Regions from separate parts of the Mus musculus genome. Here region 1 is linked to region 2. Evidence: chromatin loops called from intact Hi-C (ENCODE). Cell type or tissue: left cerebral cortex. All regions are shown on one strand.

Region 1 (8,000 bases), 71 kb after region 2:
CCCGAGTTCTGGGATTAAAGGCGTGCGCCACCACGCCCAGCAGTGATCACCATCTTTTATGTATGCACAAAAGGAAGTAAGGCACGTTTACTTTGATATGATCTTTTAATTTCTATTTTAAATCCTCTAAGACTTTTCTTCATTGTATATGTTTCTACTGTGTGGGCTCCAGAGATAGATCTCAGGTCTCCAGGTTTGGCAGCATGTGGCTTAACTTGCTGAAGCACTAACTGGCCCTAAATAACTTTCTTTTAAAAAGGCAATCTCTGATATAGCTGTCTCTTGTGAGACTAGGCTGGGGCCTAGCAAACACAGAAGTGGATGCTCACAGTCAGCTATTGGATGGATCACAGGGCCCCCAATGGAGGAGCTAGAGAAAGTACCCAAGGAGCTAAAGAGATCTGCAACCCTGTAGGTGCAACAACATTATGAACTAACCAGTACCCCGGAGCTCTTGACTCTAGCTGCATATGTATCAAAAGATGGCCTAGTCGGCCATCACTGGAAAGAGAGGCCCATTGGACATGCAAACTTTATATGCCCCAGTACAGAGGAACGCCAGGGCCAAAAAGTGGGAATGGGTGGGTAGGGGAGTAGGGGGGAGGGTATGGGGGACTTTTGGGATAGCATTGGAAATGTAATTGAGGAAAATATGTAATAAAAAAAATTAAAAAAAAAAAAGGGCAATCTCTGTCCAGAGCCAGAGCCAGGCAGAGATCAGCCTAATCTACATAGCAAGTTCTAGGCCAGCCAGGGCTATAAGGGTTCCACAGGGAATGAATTCAGATCGTCAGGCCTGCACAGCTAAGTACATTTATCCACAAGGCCATTTTGTAAGCCTTTAGGATTCACACATAAGCTGTCTCTACCTTAGTACTGGGATTATAGGCATGCTCACCATGCCTAGCTCTAGAATGGCCTGTCTCATATTCCTGCCACCTCTTCCTAGTATGACTGGTTCTCCTTATTCTCATATGCTAGTGTCCTAGCAGGGGGGTTGGAACCTTCTGAGCTTGGACTGAAATTTACCATCAGGTGTTCTAGGTCATAGGTGGTCAGCAAACTAAAACCTGCAATCTTAAGAATTGAGTCCATTTGGGCTTTTTCTGTTTATTTGTTTTCCTTTCAAGATAGGGTTTCTGTGTGTAGTTCTGGATACCCTGGAACCTGCTCTGTAGATCAGAGATCCGACTGCCTCTACCTCCAGAGTGCTGGTTTTAAAGGTGTGTACCATCACCCCCAACTATCCACTCCTTCTTGATGGTCTTAGACAAGTTTTCATTTTACTTTTGTCCCAGTTTAAAGTGCAAGGATTTTTAGTAGTTTTCTAAGGCCAGAGTGACTAATTAGCAGTAAGACTTAAAGAAAGGCCTGTGTACTCTTGGTACACGCTCCATCCTCTCTGCTTTAATATCTGTACAAAAGTGGGGCAATGCCCCAGACAAGGCACTTACTTTCTGTTGGTAATACAGAGAGTCAGGACTAGTTTTGTTTCTTTCAAGTCTCAAGTGCTCTGTTTTTCCATGCACAAAAACACAAACCTGGAAGCTCCTTGCTTCTTATTGCTAAATATTCTTGGGCCTATTTTGGCTTTGAAATTTTTTTGTTTGTTTGTTTTTTGTTTTAAGCAGGGTCTCATGTAGCCCAAGCTGACTTGGAACTTGCTATGTAGTTGAAGCTGGCTGTGAAATACTTCTTTTCATACCTCCACCTACCAGCTGCTGCAAATATAATTTTGTATCGAGCTGTTTGGGTTTCATTATTGTTTTGGAGATGGGAGTCTATGTAGCTCTGGCTGGTCTGGACCTTAAAAGTGTAAACCAGATGAGGGTGGTCTTGAGTTCACAGAGTTCCATCTGCCTTTGCCTCCCAAGTGCTGGGAATACAGTCAGGCTTCAAACCTATCATCTTCCTGCTTCAGCCTTTGACTTCAGGTTTCTTATTTGGGGAGCTGGAATATTGTAGGTCCAAAGCCAAATTATCTATCTTAGCCCCCAATCAACCATTTATTGTTCACCTCTATGTGACCTAACATTCTTGTGACTATTAGGTAAGTCCATTTGTAACATACAAACAGAATCCTAGCTTCCAAACCCAAAGGCTAAGAATGTGATTGTAAGGGTCCATGACTTTTCAAAGAATGACACCCTGGATTCAAAAAGTATGTAAATACAAAGAGTGTTTTATTTTGCAGAAGTTCAGCATGCTGGGGTCTCCCATTACCAAGAAAGACCGAGAAGTGAGCTTGCAGGCCCAATTTAAAGCACACTGGGGGAGTTCTGAGGTAGGTGGGCTTTGTCTTACTCTATCTCTAGTCAAGTGCAGCAGTGAGGAGGAAGGAAGTTTAATCTGTAACTGATTGTGAACCATCCATTGAGATAACTCACTACCTTTGGATCAGCTTGTCTCATCCCTCTCGTCATCATTTGGCATCTGGGGCCAATAACAGTACCAGCTTTGCTAGAAACCATCTCTACCAAGTTATCTGAAAAAAAAATTGCCATGATTCATAGCTTTGTTCTGTTACTATAAAAAACTCCATGAAAATGCTACCACTGCCGACTCCAATTTTCAAAGGTTTGTGTTCATCCAGGCTCAGTTTTCACTCTTTTTCTTCTCTCTTCAGAGTTTTCCCTAATGGCCCGAGTCAGGGTAACAGAGCTAAGCTTAAAGTCTTTCCCTGCGGTTAGAATATAACCTAAGTGCTTTTCCATAACCGACTCAACTCTCCATTAATGACTTTCCATTCCACTTATCCAGCCCTAACCTTCTAACATGCCCTTCTCTCTTGGCGGGTCACTGCATCCAAGTCTCTGCTCTTTTCAGTCCTCAAGTCTTGGTTCCAAGGTCACCTCTTTAGAGGCCTTCTTTGCAAACCTCAAACTGTTCTCATTTTCCTTTGGTTTCCTTCCCAACAATGCCGTTGTTCCTACTGACTCCTGTGCTTGCCTCTTCGGTTAGGCCGCTTCTCTTGGGAAAGGGAAACCCGGGAGATTGAACCACTGGTCTGCCTAAACGTCAATCCAGGTTCTGAAACTGAAATGCCTTGGGTCTCCAGCCACGTTAGGAAGAACCGGAACCGCGAGCGGAAGCTGGCGCAGCGCACGGAGGCCCCGCCCCTTCCTGTCACGGCGGCCGGCAGCTGGCGGCGGGGCCCCGGCGCCCGCTCTGCCCGCCCCCTCCCTGCCGCCCCGCCCGCGCCGCCGCGCCGGCCGCTGTCAGAAGCGCGTTGTATGCTGAGCAGCTGTCGTCGGCTGCTCCCGCACGTCCTGGTCCCGAGCTGCCCGCCGCTGACCCGCACACTGCGGCTCTTCCCTCTCCACCTCATGAAGCCGTTGGTCGTGTTCGTTTTGGGCGGGCCCGGTGCGGGCAAGGGGACCCAGTGCGCGCGCATTGTCGAGGTGAGGCCGTGCGGGAGGGCGACGGAGAGCTCCCGGGCTGAGCGGAGCGGGCCGGGGCCGGAGGGAGCAGCCGCGTTGGCGGCCGCGCCCCTCGCTGTGGGGAGCGGACTACGAGTCCCGACGGCCACCGCGCGCCCGGGCCGAGGGGCGTCGAGTCTACGAGTGCTTTGTTTCCGCGCGCCCTTGCTTCCACTCCTGGGATCCGGGTCTTCTCGCTACATCTCTGGCTGTCAGTCTCCGGCTAACCGGCCTCGAGGAACCCGACCCGGATCTTGTGGTAGTTAAAGTGCCGGATTTGTGAGAGCCCAGGCGCTAACCTTTGGCCCAGCTGACAACTCACGCCCTTTTCCTTGGGCGAGTGAGTCACTCACTCTCAGTGAACCTCAGTTGTCTAAGCAAATAAAAAACTCTGCTCTCCGAGAAAGTAAAACACCACCCAACTATAAAATCCTCTTATCATTTTTTAAATAATGTTTGCTTTAGGACTGCAGAGATGGCTGAACGGGTAAGGGCGCCTACCACCACGTTCCATCCCTGAGACCCACAGAGAACCACAACCCCACTCCCGCGAGTTGTCCTATGATGTTCACTCTAGAGCTCAAGGGTTTGCCCACACAAATAACTAAATACAATTAAAGTTTTGACATAAGTTTACCAGTTCCATTCTTTTAGTATTTGAGGTCAGGGGTGGCATGTACACGGAGAGAGGCAAAGACTTTAAACTCAAGCAGGTATGGGTTCTAGCCCGTGTTAGCTGTAGTGATGGACTGTCTTGTTTTTTCTAGCCCCTATGAGCTGTAATGATGCGGTGAGGAAGGCTTAATGGACTGTCTTGGGCAGTGTTTTAAAGGAAAACAAGACAATCAGAAAGAAATGGCAGGGTTGGGGAAAAACACCCAACATTCACCTTTAAATTGAGTGCTTGATAAAAGGTTTTGACCCAGAACTTGATAATTTCTTCTTTTCCTATAAGCCGTGGCCTATATTTGCTTTGTATTTTTTTCCACGTTCATATATTCAGCTCCTGCCCTATAGTCTATTCTCTAAAGAACAACCACAGATAAATAAAGTAATGTGGTCTAAAAGTTGTGTGTTTTACAGTTATGTCTAGAATTACAGATAACTTTGGAAAATCAGTTTAATCACAAAGCACATAGAATTTTTCTCCTTATTTTTACTTCTGTTTGTTTTATCTATTAGAAAGCCAAATGACAAGTGGATGGTTTCAGTTTATAAGTAAAATGATTAAAATATAGATAGCATGGTAAAGGAGGGAGTGAGTCAAAACAGGTAAGCAGTTCAAGACCTGACCCTGCTATTGTTTTTCCTAGCCCCAGAGATTGCTATTGTTTTTCCTAGCCCCAGAGAAGTTACTTTTAGCCTAAGTTACTTTGTAAGAAGGGAGAAAATAGAAATGAAATGTCTTGTTTTGTATCTGTGACTGCTAAATGAGGTCTCACACCTGCACATAGATGCAAATGTTTAAGCTTCCTGGTTTTATTATATTGGTCATTTAATTTATTTTTAGAAAGACACCAGGTTGATTTAATGTACTGCAAGGAACAGCAGGTTGGGTATAAGATAACTATCTGCAACTGGTCATTTTTATTTTAAAGGTGGATTACTTTTTTTTTTTTTTAAAGAGAGTACACTGTCATTCTCTTCACACACCAGAAATGGGCATTGGATCCCATTACAGACGGTTGTGAGCCACCATGTGGTTGCTGGGAATTGAACTCAGGACCTCTGGAAGAGCAGTCAGTGCTCTTAACCTCTAAGCCAACTCTCCAACCCCTAAAGGTGCATTACATTTTAAAACTTGGCTTATGACTTTCATATTGAGTGCATCCAAATACTTTTCTGAACTTATGTCCTTAAATGTCTGTACTCAATCTGATAATTCCCCCATTACTCCACTGGATGAAAAATGTCTGTCCTGAGTGACTGGTATTTCTACTTGGTGAAATGATAGTTGCTAATCCTGTTAATACCTGTTACTTACAGAGTCCTTGATGAGCAGTTACATGAGCTGAAGCTGTGGGCTGTTTGTTTCTGTGTTTGTTCATTTTTCTGGTTGCACTGACAGTGGAACCCAGGGCCCCCCACACATGAAAGGCATGCACTCTATGACAGAGCATCTCTCTTTGTACCGTGTACTTTAAAATTCTCAGTAAGTACTCCCTGCACTCACTCTAACTAAGGCAGGCCTTGAACTTGTGGTTCTCTCGGTTCAATGTCAAAAAGCTGTGATTATAGGCCTGTCCCACCAAGCCAGCTAGAATACATTGTTTTGAATTGTTTGTTGTTGCTTCCAGTTGCCATAAACATCCACCTGATAATCTGCTATTTCAGATGTATAATTTAACAATGACTGTTCCTTAGCTGGTCACATAAACACTGGGATGTCTATAGTCAGGTAAGTTAGGCATTTTTTCCCCATTTTGAGTCTGCATTTTGGCTCAATATTTCATTATGTAGGCAGCTGTGAACATAATCCCCAAAGACGGCAAGCTTAAAATTAATTTTTTTCCTTTAGGGAAAATGTTATAATATATAACTTAATGTTAAATTCATCAACTGTCATCAAAGCAAATTTGGTTCACAGGGTACCTGAAATGTGGTTGATTATAGAAATGTTTCTTTGGAGAGAGCTTATTTTGGTGTTTCAATTCAGGCTGCCAAAAGTTGTGTTGTGTTGTTTGTTTTGAGGTGTAGTCTCTTTATCCTCACTCAGGCTGGCCTCAAACTATTCTCCTGCCTCAGCCTCCCAAGTGCTAGGGTTGGAGTGTGTGCTGCTATGTGCTGTCAGAAGTCCACCTTGGTTTCAGGGATGCAGAACCCTTGAAGTTAGGCAAGGGAGAGTGTTGCCGGGAAGATGGAAGTTTTTCTGGAGCCACACTCCACTTTAGTAATTGTTCCATGGGGAGGGAAGGGGAGGGCATGTAAGATGGAGAGAGAGAGCCTTTTACTGTATCTCCTACTGGGATGAGAAGTTTTGAGGGAGCTTTGGAAATTGACTTCACTCATTCATTTGTAGTGATCCTTTCAGTTTAATTTTATTTTCTAATTATTTCTAAATCTGTGTTCTCTTATACTATTTTCTAAGTCTCTAAAGATTTTATTTGAAGTAAGGAGTCAGTGGAACTATTGTATAATGATGTATTTCTAAGATTCAGGGGGTGCTGTATCATTTACAGTTTCTTTACTTATTCTGTTGTGTGTGCATAAGTATATATGCATGTGCTTTGGTCCATGTCTAGAGGGCAGCTCTGTGGAGTTGGTTTCCCCCACTCACCTTTATGTGAGCTCAGGGATGGAAATCAGGTCATCAGGCCTCACTTGTTAATTTTTAAAAATTAAGCTTTATATTTGTTTTGATCAAAAATAAATTAGAGTGCTGTAACCTAAAGTTATTTTTGAAAATAGTATGCACAATTTTGTGTGGGTTAGTTGGAAAGAATACTTACTTTCTTTTTCATATACTGTGAACATTTTGTTTACGTAAGTAGTGAGTAAAGCTTCTATTTATTATCTGTGTCATGACTTCCTTAAGAGCCTCCTTGAATGGGTGACTCACTCTGTGCTTAGCAAAGTTTTGGATGAGATTGAATTTAGGCATATAGAAATCAAACCTTGATTTTATTTATCTTTTTCTCTGTTGTTGAGCATTGTACCTAGCACATAGTAGGTTGTTGTTGAATAAAAGTGATGACAGAAGACTGTATCATGAAGCTGAATACATTTTAAAAATTTGGTCTCTAGGGGGCACCCAAGTAGCTTTCTGGACCTCACATATGAATAAGACCTATCTTTGAGATGTTTTTGTTTACTCTGAGAGAATGAATGGTAAGTATGCTGAGCAGAATTTTGAAAGATTTTGATTTCAAAATCCAGAACTCGCCCTTTGTATTCAGAAGGCACTAAAGAAAAATCTGGTAGACCTTAAGTTCTATTCTAGTCTTTTAAGGGTAGGATATGGTTAAAGGATGATTTTTTTAAAAAAAAGACAAATTAAAAGCTATAAATAGTCTTTAAAAGAAATGGTTTACAAAACCCTTGCTTTTGGGAGCTAGTGAGATGGCTTTATTGTTAAGAGCACTAGCTACTTTTCCAGTGGACCCACTTAGATTTGTAGCACCCACATGGTGCTCACACGGTCTGTAACTTCAGTTCCAGGGGATCTGACTTCCCCTTTTGACTTTCACAGGCCACAGACTTTCACATGGCACACATACATATATGCAGGCAAAACACTCATATGAGGTTAAAAAGCAACAAAATGTGACTCTATTGAAGAACCACTATTTCTTTAAGAGTGCTTATTGTAAGGTTTTTTTGGTTTGGTTTGGTGGTTTTTGTTTCTACTTTTTTGGTTTTTTGTTTTTTTTGTTTTTGTTGTTGTTGTTTTGTTTTCATTTTGGTTTTGGAGACAGAGATTCTCTTTGTAACTGTCCTGGCTGTCCTGGAATTGGCTTTGTAGACCAGACTGGCCTTGAACTCACAGAGGTCTGCCTGCTTCTGCCTTCTGAGTTGATATTTTAGAAGAGGTGAGAAGAGCTCTACTATACTTTTTCATTTAAAGTGGAAAAGTAACGTCTG
Region 2 (8,000 bases):
TGTTACACACAAGCTGCAAAGCCAATATGGGTCTGTAATGCTTCACTGAGATTGAATTCACAATTAGAGTGGAGACAAAAGGTCTATATACAGAGAATACCTCAACCACCGGAAATGAACCAGAAGTATAGTAGCCATCCTGACTTCCCTCCCTGCTAGTGAAGTGCATCAGAAATAAACCAGCTTCTGGTGAAATACACAAGCCAGAGACGCTGTCCTCCTACCTTGAGGCACACCATCTGTGTGCTTTCAATGACCAGTTGTTTTAGTCCCAGCTTCTAAATGACAAACATACACTACAGTAACTGAGCCAGAGCTCCCCTCTGACTCCCTGATCAATTCTGCTGCAATGACTGAATCAGGTTCCCAATGGCCAAAGGGGACACATATTCTAGATGAGTTGACCCTCCAGATGCTATAAATATCCAAGGCTTCCAGTAGAATTCTCCATGCTCAGCTCCTGGACCTCAGGTAAACCTCCTAAGACCAGGATCACACACAACCCCACCCCCACCCGCACAGCAGCCCAGGGGTTAACACTAACAGCTTTTATGCAATTGTTTTTATTAAGGGAGAATGGGAAAGGGAGGGGGCTCAGGCTAGACAGGAGCACTCGACCATCCCAGCTCTTTGTGCTTCCCGAGACCCAGGTTACAGCCTCAACCTCATCTTCACCTTCCAGTTGCCCCAGCCAGCAGGTGACAATACACCTGAAAAGGGGAACCAGAAAGCTCCTTTCTGGGAGGCACTGCATCTTCTCCAGCAACTCCTAATGCCCCAAATCATAGCTTGGAGATTTTTTTTAATCCACTTATTTTTAAAAGAAATAGTGTTGGCCTTAGACTTGGCTGGCCTCCCATCCCTCCACACTCATATGCGCAAGACACAGTGGAGAAACACAAAGCCTGCACCAAAACCTAATCCGCCAGTGAGCAATGCACTATCTCTGCCACCACTCGAGTGGAAATGCGTTCCAGCACAGCTTCTTAGGCCTTAGGCCTTAGTAGGGTGGCTTTGGCTGCTTTTATTCGTGCCTGGAGCTCCTGCGCCATCCGGATATAGCCACAATAAAGTTACCGGCCTTGTGAAATGTGCTCGGAACCGGGACCATGGGAGCGGCCTGGAGGACATAATCCAACCAGCTTGTTTTATCCAAGGCCGGAAAAAGGAAAGAGCCCTGCTGGAGGCCTGAGGCAGCTTAGTGGCAGTCAGATCCCGGGTTCTTAGTCTAGGTTGGTTCTCCCACCCCCACCCCCACCCCCACCAATCTTCTCAGTTCTAAGTCGTCTCCCCCCCCCCGCCCCCCAGTTCACAACCCAGAATACTGTTGTTTCCACAGACATTACCCCCCTTCCTCCACCCACCCCACCCCAGACTCCAGGCCGCAACTAACCTGGGGCATATTTAGAGAGACCTACTCGGCTGGTTAGGACCTCCACTCCTCCGCTGGAGAGGGGTCGAGGTAGGACCCCGAAGCTGGGTTTCCCGGCTCTCGCTGAGAGACCAGCAGTTACTTAGCTTGCCGTGAGGTCCTGCGCGGTCTGCCGCGCCCAAAGCGAGTTTCCAGGAAAGATGGGGGTGGAGAGAAAGAGGGAGGGCGAGAGAGAAAATGGGGGGTCAATGACTGGGAATTACCTCGTGTGCCCCGCCATCCCAAAGAATAGCAAATGGCTTTCCGCCTCCAACTTGCAGGTGTTTGGAGCCCACCCTCCCCCAAACACATCCCGAATTAAAAAAAGAAAAAGAAGAAGAACCTTACACCTGACCAATCAGGAATAACTACTTAGTCCAACAACAACAGCCTCTCCGGCAGGCTGCCCAGAACGTGTTCGAACCCTCTAACGGATCTGTCTAATTCAGTATGGCCGAATTTGTTTTCTAAGCATGGACGTCTCTATGCGGGTTGCCCCCACAACCTTAGCCCAGGCTTAGCCAGAGCAGGAAGATGTAATTCTCTATTTGACGAGGGTGGAGAGAACGGGATGGAAAAACAAAAACAAAAACAAAAACAACAACAACAACAACAACAAAAACCCAAGAGTTTTCAGGCCCTGGCTGCTGGGTCAGAACCTGGGAGCCCTGGTCCCATACTCCTCATGACCCCATCTTTCAAGTTCCTGCCCAGGACAAGGCAGAACCTGTTTCCAAAGATCCTATTTCCCTTGCAGGGATGAAAGGGAGAGAGAGAGAGCTCTATCTGTTTTAGCTGGGTCCCTTGTTTTCTTTCTAATGGATGCAGAGATATAAAGGAAGGTATTTCACCATTTCTTCCACCACCTTTGCAAAAGATTTTCGACTTTCGGGGTTTTGACTGGCAGTAGATGAGAGTTAACTCTTACACCTCTTATACTGTTTCGCAGCGATAAACAAAGCAAAAGGAAAGACGGGCCAAAGCAGACCGACGCCACTTCCAAGAGCGGTAGCTGGATTTCGTTTGCTTTTATTTTTCGCCTCCTTTTTTTTTTTTAATTGTTTTGCCTGAGATGTCCACCGCCCAATGGCACATCGAAGTCTTGGGTTAATTGCGAAGGCTTCCTTCTCTCCGCTGCGGCTTTGGCGGAAGCTCAGAACTGCCTCCTCCCTGGCTTTCAATTCAGTGCGGGAGGTTTTCTTTCTCCTTGCTAATCCAGAGAAGGAGGGAAGAGGAGGGGAGACGCGGGGAATACACTCGTTCCCGTTGTTACTTGAGGCTAATGTTTGTTTTATGGAGTGACTCTTTATTCTGACTACCTCTTCATTTTCTTTCCCTACCCCAAACCTGGCAAGTTAGGGGAAAAAAAAAAAAAGCAGCTAGGGAGGGGCCTAAGACAGGACAGGACTGCTTTGTTCTCCCTCCAAAGAAGCTAAAGGGTAGAACTGGTGAGCTTTTTGTTCGATTGTTTTAATTAAAAGCGGATATTAAGGGTGATGGTGATGATGACGAAGGTATTAACAATCGCAGTAAAAGGGGAAAACGCGATCCTTCTTGTCCAGCTAAGGTGGCCCTGAAGCGGTCCTTCCAACGTAAGTGGACTCCAAGGGCAGCTAACCTGCTAGGGGGTCTGACTGGACCGGGATGGGAAAGGGACTGAGAAAATGTCCCCCGGGACGATCCCGAGGACCCCCACCCCTGGCACCAGACCTGGAAAATGTGCCCATTGTCTTTCCCAGCCTCTCCCAACCACCGCGGACGCACCCGCGAAACTGACCAGAAATAGGCGAAACCCAGGGGCAGCGCGAATCCAGGCCTGGCGCTGCGGGCGGGAAGACGCTGGCCTCAGCGAGCGCGGCTCATCTTCCAGATTAGAAGATTCCCCCCGCACACACCAGGGGACCCCCGCAACACCAAGGCACAGACAGCCTCCGGACAGAGCTGCCGCCCACTGGGCTCTGTCCGCCCATCCGAGCCAACACTGGCTCCCGAATACATCATAATTTGGAATAAAATGTGAAATCCCACTCCCCGCCCCCATGCTGACGCCCCCACCAGCGCCTCGATCTCTCGCTCGCCCTCCCCCCACTCCCGCCCCCAGCGATTTGCAAACGCACCTCTAAAGGACACAGGCACACAGGCATAGGACTCTTGTTGGACAGGACCACACATGGTCCAGGCCCAGAGGAGGGAAGCAGATGAACACGAGCTAGCTCTGTCCCACAAGCCGGTGTAGGCAGACCGGCATACTGTCCAACATGACACAGCGACATCAGTCACACGCAAACGCTCACAGACACACAACCTCACAGGGTGAGGATCACACCCGCCCGACATAACGAAACCAGCCTAACACTTTGTCCAAGGCCACACACTGCGATACACCAGACCGACCTTGTGGAGAAAAGAAACAGGGCAATTTACATACAACGAATAAAACGCAGAGAGGTCGGAATCTCCACACCCAGACAGCGCAGGGTTTCACACTCCCGCACACGACCTATCGCCAAAAGCCCACGCGGGGAGTAGCCACCGCAGCCTGCCGCTCACGCAAGCACTCTCAACCCGGCCGCCCGCACACACCGCCCAGAAGCAATGGAAGCCGCCAGCGCCTTGCGCTTTTCTGTCTATTGCGCAAGGGGAAAAGGGGAAGGAAGGAAGAGAGTCTCCCCGGCGGGAGGGGCAGCGGAGGGGCGTCGTGGAAAGTGCCCCCCGGGAAGAGACGGGGGAGAGGGAGCCGAGGCTGGAGTGCGCATGGGGAAAGACGGAGGAAACGGACGGGCAATTCCACGGGAGGCGACTGTCTCCCGGCCCTGGGAAGAAGGCCGGGACGCTCACGTTTTGCGCCTTGGGGGTGTGCGTGGCCATGTTGGGCAGCCCCCGCCCGCGCCTCGCCGCGCGCTCTAATCCCGCTCCCGCCCGCGGCCTCGTTAGCGCCGGCCGTGTGCGCCGCCGAGATAAGGAGCCGCCTCGGGCCCGCCCGCCCCCGATAAGCGCCTCGGCCATTATGGGCCAAATGATTCATTTTAATTTGGCAATTTCTCCGGAGGGAGCGGGGACGGGTTGCGGCGCTGGGATGGCCCAGGAATGCGCAGAGGAGAGGGCTGAGCGCTCACGTTGGGACCCGGCGGGTTCCGCCCGTTCCCCACCCCTGGCCCCTCGGGATTCCCGCTCCCTACAAACAACCCGACTCGGATCTCCGCCTCCCAGATGCTCGTTCAGCGGCTTTGGCCGTTGTCTAGCCTCTTAAGACCACCGTGTCTCCCGACCCATTCCCAACCAACCCTCCCTTCTTCATTCTTTCTCCTGTCTTCTCCAAAGCCAGAGTGTCTGTTTCTCCTTTTTCCGTATCTCAACACCCAGTTCCTCGCTGACCCTCATCAGCACAGGCCCCTGACCGCTCTAAAACTGGAATTGCTCAAAGATAAAAGACTCTATAGGGGGACAGAACAGATATCAATAGAGAGATGAAAATGCCCCTTAAGCTTGGTTTCAGGATGAAAGCAGAACACCCCCCCACCCATCCCCAAGCCCCCATGTTCCTTAACACACTCTTTAATCTTAGTACATTGTTTCTTTGCACTATACAGTTTGATTTTCCTTAAATATCCCTAAGGACTGGAGTTTGAGGGCTTGCCAATCTTGTGCAAGGCCAAGGACTCAATTCTCAGCACTGCAAAAATAAAAATAAGCAGGTGTATAAATGAGAAAATTCTAAATTAGCTCTTTTCTTTCTCTTTTTGGTTTTTGTTGTTTTGTTTGAGATAGGGTTTGTCTGTGTAGCCTTGGCTGTCCTGGAACTCTTTCTGTAGACCAGGCTGTCTTCGAACTTAGGGATCCACCTGTCTCTGCCTCTGGAATGCTGGGATTAAAGGCATGCACCACCACACCCGGTTTCGTAATGCTTTTATTTTTTATTTTTTAAATACCATACAATTGGATATCATTAGGGCACCTTTGAATAATAGTGTGCTTTAGTGATACTTTTCCCCCTTCATCCAACTTCTCCCCATTGGTGCTTTTATTATTCCTAATTTATAGGTGAGAAAACAGTGGGGGGAGGGGGTGACAGGGCTGTGTCAATAACTCAATATTAAATTTCTAGTGAGGGACAGAAGCCTGATTTGAAAGAAGTTTGACATTGAAGCCCATAGGTACATTGTAGGAACCCAATGGGCTGAGGAGTATCTGGGTTTTTCTTTCTATGATGGTGGAAACTGGCTGTTGTAATCCAAAAGATAAGGGCAAAAATAGCAGAATTCTTGGCCAGTTTGGGCTATGTGAGTGAGACCATGGTGGACACATGGTGGTGTTTGGGAGGCAGAGGGAGGTGGACACCCACGAATTCAAAGACAGCCTGGTATAGAGAGCCAGGTCAGCCACCAGCCACGGGTTCATAGTGAAACCCTGCCTTGAAGCAGAAGAGAAGAAAAGAAGAAAAAGATAGTAAGAGCAGTTAAGGAAGACCAGAGTGACTACCTTCTGGTCAGAAAAGGACCAACTCACAGCTGTGGTTGCCTGCTCAGGATCAAGCCAGTCAAGATTCTAGCCAGAAGGTAGGTGTATGTGTGTGTGTGTGTGTGTGTGGGGGTGTTCATGAGCCTTCACCGCTAACTGAAGAGCTATTGACAGTTGAACACTTCTTGAGAAGGGGAATCATTTTTAAGGGTGTGGTCCCTGGTTTTGCCTGTATTAATGTCTATGTACTGTATCCAGAGACTAGAAGAAGGCAGACACATTAGCTCCTCTGAAACAGGAGTTTGTGAGCTACCATATAGACACTGGAAATCAAATCCAGGTCCTCCAGAAGAGCAACCAATGCTCTTAACCACTGAGCCATCTCTCTAGCCTCTCTGTAGATTTAAAAAAAAAAAAAAAAAGACATCAGGATAGGAGGAGATGAGGGGTAATAGGAGGTGAATATGATCAAAATTCATTTTATAAAATACTCAAAGAATAAACGCACATACCTTTAATCCCAGCTCTCATTGAGGCAGGCAGGCAGATCCTTTGAGTTAGAGGCCAGCCTAATCTACATATGGAGTTTCAGGACAGCCAAGACTACACAGAGAAACCCTTTCTCAAAAAGCCTAAATGAATAATAATAATATTTTAAATGCCAAAGTTTCATATACATGAGAAATAATATAAAAAGTGGGTGGTAGGGAGCTAATAAGATATCATAGGCATTTGTCTGGTTGCCATACAGAAATTAAGAATGTTAAAGGAAAGTAGGGGGCAAAGAGATGTAACTTGATCAAACTTATAGCTAGAGTAACGCCAGCACCTATCTGAACTCTCTTGTTCAATTTCCATTCCATAGACCCCACTAAGCATCCCAAACTGCATTGACCTTCCAGTAGCTCTGAACCCGGTCACAGACTGAGACTCAGTCAAGGGCTGATTCCAAAGAGTAGCACCTGTTTTGAGTTCTGCCCCTCCTAGATTTCAGGACCAATACTGGAGATGGAGTATTAGTTACACCTGTCTGTTCCTCTGTGACATTTGATGAAAGTCCAGCTGTGCTGCCTTCGCTTGGTTATATGGGCTAACTATATTGTATGTGAGCTAACTGGGTGTGCTTCCCAGGAAAGCCAGGCGTCCTGGACCAAGGGCTGACACAGAAAGGGGGAAAGTTAATGTAAGAAACAGAAAACTGGTACAGTATGGGTGGAAGAATTGAGGGTTTTGTTTTTACCACTGTGTTTACATAAGGGCTTGCTGTCCTATGTAAGATCGGATTTGCTTTTTTAGAAAACCCTTGGAATGAAGGAACTAGAGAAAGTATCCAAGGAGCTGAAGGGGTTTGCAGCCCCATAGGAGGAACAACAATATGAACTAACCAGTGCCCCCAGAGCTCCCTGGGACTAAACCACCAATCAAAGAAAACACATGGTGGGACTCATGGCTCTAACTGCATATGCAGTATGCAGTTAGAGCCATGAGTATGGCCTAGTTGGTCATCAATGGGAGGAGAGGCCCTTGGTCCTGTGAAGGCTCTATGCCCCAGTATAGGGGAATGCCAGGGCCAGGAAGCAGGAGTGGGTGGGTTGGGGAGCAGGGGAAGGGGGAGGGGGAAGGGATAGGGGACTTTCGGAGGGGAAACTAGGAAAGGGATAACATTTGAAATGTAAATAAAGAAAATATCTAATAAAAAAGGAAAAAGGAAAGGAAAGGAAAGGAAAGGAAAGGAAAGGAAAGGAAAGGAAAGGAAAGGAAAGGAAAGGAAAGGAAAGGAAAGGAAAGGAAAGGAAAGCCTTGGGTTGAAATGGCGGTAGGGGCTGTGTTGGTGTGGGGAGCTGGGAGGTGAAGGCTAAGTGTTCTGTGACCAGAGAAAAGAGGTTAGAGCTTGTTCTAATTCTCCTTCCAGGAGATGGAAGAGAAGGTGTGGGGTAGATGTTTCGCACAGGGTATTTAAGACTGAGTTTGGAAGAACTACGAATAATGAAAATCGAAGAATCCAGGATGTCTGGGGGCAGGTTAGTTAATTCAGGAGAGGGAATGGGGTAAGGCTGTCTCGAGGTTTATGGGCTTGAAAAGGTTATGCATTTGGCTTGACCAATGACGACTGGATCATTTTCCTGGGTGT

What was found. Peaks named below come from ENCODE experiments on the same cell type or tissue, not always from the same donor. Only the 100,000 strongest peaks of a DNase experiment are listed, where the experiment ranks them.
Region 1: it touches region 2 in a loop (2.1-fold over the local background); 1 of 42 quality-filtered maps calls a loop at or near these places.

Annotation. Positions count from the first base shown.
Region 1 is chr4:114,982,367-114,990,366 of GRCm38, reverse strand. It overlaps Cmpk1 (cytidine monophosphate (UMP-CMP) kinase 1), which reads left to right and starts at 3,139. Exons shown (of 6, transcript NM_025647.3): 1 at 3,139-3,401. The coding sequence starts at 3,234. In left cerebral cortex, a CTCF peak has its summit at 7,153 (motif pointing right); DNase peaks (open chromatin) are centred at 3,112, 3,523, 3,972 and 7,070; H3K4me3 peaks cover 1,840 bases; H3K27ac peaks cover 1,689 bases.
Region 2 is chr4:115,053,060-115,061,059 of GRCm38, reverse strand. It overlaps Tal1 (T cell acute lymphocytic leukemia 1), which reads right to left and starts at 3,249. Exons shown (of 5, transcript NM_001287388.1): 1 at 3,189-3,249; 2 at 1,394-1,541. It overlaps Gm52674 (a long non-coding RNA gene), which reads left to right and starts at 5,479. Exons shown (of 3, transcript XR_003955097.1): 1 at 5,479-5,967. Gm33786 (a long non-coding RNA gene) reads left to right here and starts at 1,750. Exons shown (of 2, transcript XR_376559.3): 1 at 1,750-3,003; 2 at 3,151-3,438. In left cerebral cortex, no CTCF peak of the experiment used is centred here; DNase peaks (open chromatin) are centred at 2,669, 2,947, 3,773, 3,998 and 1 more place; H3K4me3 peaks cover 3,092 bases; H3K27ac peaks cover 2,497 bases.